Regions from separate parts of the Mus musculus genome. Here region 2 is linked to region 1. The links are chromatin loops, found by intact Hi-C in ENCODE. Cell type or tissue: heart. All regions are shown on one strand.

Region 1 (2,500 bases):
TTGCCGTCTTTCACGTGGATCCCTCTCTTCTTGTCTTTCTTAAATACTGTAGGTAGACACTTCGGCGGCAAATGGTTCCTCAGAAGGTCTCATGTGGCTGCGGCTGGTCCAATCAGCCCGAGATAAGGAAGAACAGAATCTCGAAGCTTATATAAAAAATGGACAGCTGTTCTACCGCTCTCTCCGCAGGATTGCCAAAGATGAAGAGTTACTAGTTTGGTACGGGAAAGAACTGACTGAATTGCTCTTGCTCTGCCCGTCTAGAGCTCACAAAATGAACGGTAGGTTGGCTCGGGTGCCTGGGCTCACCTTGCACATCATAGGGTGGACGAAGCTTCTGAGGTGTTGTCCCGAATGGAACTAGGACAGAAGGGGAAGGAAAAGTTGGGGAGCGTTTGACTTAGTAAATGCACAAATCAAGAAAGTAAGTTGCACCAAATAGGATAGTGTATTCATTTTTTTGGGCACTCAGCCCAGAAAGATAAAGTGGATTTGTTATGGGGAGGATGGCTAAGTGGCCTAGGGGCGATGCTAACTAACCATGTGGGGTGTGTGTGTGTGTGTGTGTGTGTGTGTGTGTGTGTGTGTGTGTGTGTGTGTTTGCTCACTAAGCAGGGTCGTCTCCTTACACATGCCTGGAATGCAGCCAACGTTTCCAGTTTGAGTTCCCCTATGTGGCACATCTGCGATTCCGCTGCCCCAAGAGACTTCACAGCACTGATGCGAATCCCCAAGACGAGCAAGGGGGCGGCTTGGGCACTAAGGACCACGGCGGCGGCGGCGGTGGTAAAGAGCAACAGCAGCAGCAACAGCAGCAGCAACAGGAGGCGCCGTTGATCCCGGGCCCCAAGTTCTGCAAAGCCGGCCCCATACACCACTACCCCGCGTCATCCCCGGAGGCGAGCAACCCGCCGGGCTCCGCGGGTGCCGGCAGCGCCAAGCCGTCCACGGACTTCCACAACTTGGCTCGGGAACTGGAAAACTCCCGGGGAAGCAGCAGTTGCGTAGCGGCCCCGGGCGTCGGCAGTGGCGGCAGCGGCCACCAGGAGGCGGAGCTGAGTCCCGACGGCGTCGCCACCGGCGGCTGCAAAGGCAAGAGGCGGTTCCCAGAGGAGGCGGCGGCGGAGGGCGGCGGCGCGGGGCTGGCGGGCGGCCGTGCGCGCTTCTCCGAGAGGCCGCTGGCGACCTCCAAGGAGGAGTTGGTGTGCACGCCGCAGCAGTACCGCGCCGCCGGCAGCTACTTCGGCCTGGAGGAGAACGGCCGGCTCTTCGCGCCGCCCAGCCCGGAGACTGGCGAGGCGAAGCGCAGCGCCTTCGTGGAGGTGAAGAAGGCGGGCCGCGCGGTGGGCTTGCAGGAGGAGGCGGCGGCGACAGACGGCGCAGGGGGCACGGCCGAGGACCCCGACGCGGGAGGCGGTGTCGCCGGCGGCGGCAGCAACGGCTCGTCCACCCCCGCGGCGGGGTCGCCTGGGGCCCCCGAGAAGTTGCTGGCTCCGCGTCCCGGAGGCTCTCTGCCCGGACGGCTGGAGGGCGGGAGCCCCGCGCGCGGCAGCGCCTTCACCTCGGTGTCGCAGCTGGGCGGCGGTGGCGGCGCGGGGACCGCGGGGACTGCGGGGGGCTCGGGGGGCGGCCAAACGGCCGCATCGGACGAGCGGAAGAGCGCCTTCTCGCAGCCCGCGCGCTCCTTCTCGCAGCTGTCCCCGTTGGTCCTCGGCCAGAAGCTGGGCGCTCTCGAGCCGTGTCACCCGGGAGACGGCGTGGGTCCCACCAGACTCTACCCGGCCGCCGCCGATCCGCTGGCTGTGAAGCTGCAGGGGGCAGCGGACCTGAACGGAGCCTGCGGGCCCCTGGCGAGCGGCGGTGGCGGTGGCTTGCCCAAGCAGAGCCCCTTCCTCTACGCCACCGCCTTCTGGCCCAAGAGCTCGGCTGCGGCGGCAGCGGCGGCGGCGGCCGCCGCCGGGCCCCTGCAGCTGCAACTGCCCTCCGCGCTCACCCTGCTGCCGCCCTCCTTCACTTCGCTGTGTCTGCCCGCGCAGAACTGGTGCGCCAAATGCAACGCCTCCTTCCGCATGACCTCCGACCTGGTGTACCATATGCGGTCTCACCACAAAAAGGAGTATGCCATGGAGCCCCTGGTGAAGCGGCGGCGGGAGGAGAAACTCAAGTGCCCCATTTGCAACGAGTCCTTCAGGGAGCGTCACCACCTGTCCCGGCACATGACCTCGCATAATTAATTGTTGCGTAAAAGACTCCGGCTTTCCACGCGTGTGCACGCACAGTCAAGCCACCTGCAGGAGCAGACACGCGAGGATGACATCCACCACTACCTTATGCCCCCAAACACTGCAACCAAACACGTGCACACACAGGTCCCTCCCCTCGCCAGGAGCCTCATCATCCAAATGTTTAATTTCACACACACACACACACACACACACACACACACACACACACACGCACGCACGAACGCACACACGGACGCACGCACACGATGCACAGG
Region 2 (2,500 bases), 860 kb before region 1:
GAAACAAGGAGTCCTTAGCAAACCACTTTCTCCAGGGTGTACAAACCAAACCTTGCTGGCAAATTAATTGCATTTAATGTGTTCCATTCTAAAGAAATTGGAGATTTGCAATAGATGTATTTTGAAGATAGAATTGCCTATCTTTACTGCAATTCTTCTGCCACAGAATTATTTGTCTTACTCATTTTATTCTACACATATATGATCAAGAGACTTGTTTGAAAGGGCAAAAAAAGGCATCGATGAGCACACATTGATAGGATGAATGAACCTCCCCACATTACTCACCACTCAGAAGTAAGCTGCTCTAACTGAAAAGAGATATGGCTTACTAGGAATATATGCATCTGGGAATTAAGAGTTAGAATGTAGGAGTTCTCAAAATAACACATAGGAACCCATCTCAGGAGTCCTGTTTCCTGTCACTGGATCAGTCAGTTCTGCTCTCCTGTGGATCTCAGACACCAAGGCAGATGACACAAGAGCCTATGGCTCCCTCAGTGTATACAGCAATGACCCCACCTGGCCCCTGTGGAGTTCTTATGTCACTAGGAGGAAAATATGCAAAAGAAAAGAAAGAAGCTGAGGATCTGGTTGACATGACTGCCTGGTGATGAAAGAGAAGCCAGCAGTGAGGCTCGGGTGGATTCTCCAAGATGCCTCTTAATACTTTCCTGCCTAATAGATAAATCATCAGAAAAACTGCAGCTATGGCAACAGCAACAAGGGCAGCCTGACTGAAGACAAGATCTTTTGGAAATGAGAATTTGGATTACTCTACCAGGTGAAGAATCAACTAGCAGAGATCCTGGCTATCAGCCAGGCAAATAAACCAGTGATATCAGAAACAGGAAGTCATCTATGTATATAGTGACCAAATGAAGAAGCAAGAGCCATCATGTATATTCCAACTATTCAGTTTGAAGCCTTGCCATATAGCAACCATTCATTATTTTCCTTCATTTTTACCTCTACCTGTTGGTACTCATTGGTGGCAGTTACCCTCATAACTTAGCCTTTTGGTATTCTATGGAATTGTGACAGGATTTGAAGAACAGTTAGCATAGCCTGCAGCAAATTCATGACTTCAGGAATGCAATCTGCTTTGGGAATGGGGTAAGAATTTTGATACTTTCAAGTAGGATAGCTATGTATTTTTTTTTTTTTTGGAAGTATATGTTTAAAGTCATTCTTATTATGGTAGGAAAGATCATATGTGTGAGAAGGGTTAATATGGAAACATTTTGGCTCCTCTGCTCTTAATCCATGTGTTATTACACACTGTGTACTGGGGGAGACAGGGCCCTCAACACTTCCTTTGCAGTTGACATAATGTTTTTCTGTATCAGTAGGGGTCACTATAGGAACATTGAGGATAACGAGGGCTTTTCTTCACAGTTCCAATGTGCTTCCAGATGCTTCTCCTCAGTGCTGATGAAGGGTTGCCAATAGCACATATGGAAGACATCTAATGGTACATGCATCCATTGGGCTCCAGTGGCAATCCTGGGAATGGCTTCCTGTCAAGTATTACTGGCACTCCTGTGAGCAGATCCCTAAGATGTTTTGTAATCACTATATCTTTACAGTTGTGGCCTCATCCCTTAAGGAGAATTTTTCTTGCTTTTAATGTTTTACTATTTAATTCTGTGCATTTTAAGAGACTTTTAGTTATTTTAGTTTTTTAACACTCATTTCTTTTGAAATAATAACATAATTATATTTCTTCTTTTCTCTTTCCTCACTCCACCCCCTTTGCTTGCTCTCAAATTCATGGCCTCTTTTTCTTTAATTATTGTTATGCAGACACAGTCTCTCTCTCTCTCTCTCTCTCTCTCTCTCTCTCTCTCTCTCTCTCTCTCTCTCTCTCTCTCTCTCTCTCTCTCTCTCTCTCCTAAATACATAAACACACCCTTTTCAGTACATAAAATGTTATCCGTAGGCATATGATCTCAGATAACCGAACCAGGGCTCTTCCCTGTGGAAGACCATGTCTCCACTCTCAGTTTTCCCCAGGTGTCTACGGTTTGACATTGTTGCCTAAACAAGCCTCAAACAGTGATGACACGCTAACATGGAAGGGGGAAAAACTCAAAGGGACCCAACCCCAGGAATTTCTTTTTATTCCTCTCCACTGTGGCCACCTATCTGCTGGTCTCAGACCACTGGCACCATGGAATGGTATTCCAGTTTGGACTGCAAAGTCTTTTACCAGTTTTAGCTCTGTACTCTGGAGGAGTTTTTGATTATGCAATAACCTTCCATTAGTTTGGCCTGGGGAAGCCATTAGATCTCTTTGCTCGACAATAAGTTCTATTCCTTTCTCTAGTGAAGTCTGAATCCCAGACTCAGAGAGAGGACCTCTACCCAACTGTATTTCTTTACTGAGTATTCTTTCTCCACCTAGTATTACATATGCTCCTTAGTGAGCCATAGTTTGTTCTGTCTGTAATCCTTAAATCATACTTTCCCTGCACTAATTATTGTATTTTTCCATTTC

Evidence for each region. Peaks named below come from ENCODE experiments on the same cell type or tissue, not always from the same donor. Only the 100,000 strongest peaks of a DNase experiment are listed, where the experiment ranks them.
Region 2: a loop joins it to region 1, with 2.3 times the contacts of the local background. A loop is called at or near these places in 2 of 42 quality-filtered maps.

The regions. Positions count from the first base shown.
Region 1 is chr5:98,184,409-98,186,908 of GRCm38, forward strand. It overlaps Prdm8 (PR domain containing 8), which reads left to right. Exons shown (of 4, transcript NM_029947.2): 3 at 53-281; 4 at 616-2,500. The coding sequence ends at 2,234. A730035I17Rik (RIKEN cDNA A730035I17 gene) reads right to left here and starts at 1,576. Exons shown (of 3, transcript NR_153823.1): 1 at 636-1,576; 2 at 310-360. In heart, a CTCF peak has its summit at 1,029 (motif pointing right); DNase peaks (open chromatin) are centred at 943 and 1,713; H3K4me3 peaks cover 1,978 bases; H3K27ac peaks cover 682 bases; H3K27me3 peaks cover 2,500 bases.
Region 2 is chr5:97,328,857-97,331,356 of GRCm38, forward strand. The region is part of intron 1 of Gm33969 (a long non-coding RNA gene); the gene reads left to right. Among named protein-coding and RNA genes, the nearest start is that of Gm33969, 4.2 kb to the left of the region's middle. In heart, a CTCF peak has its summit at 1,364 (motif pointing right); no DNase peak of the experiment used is centred here.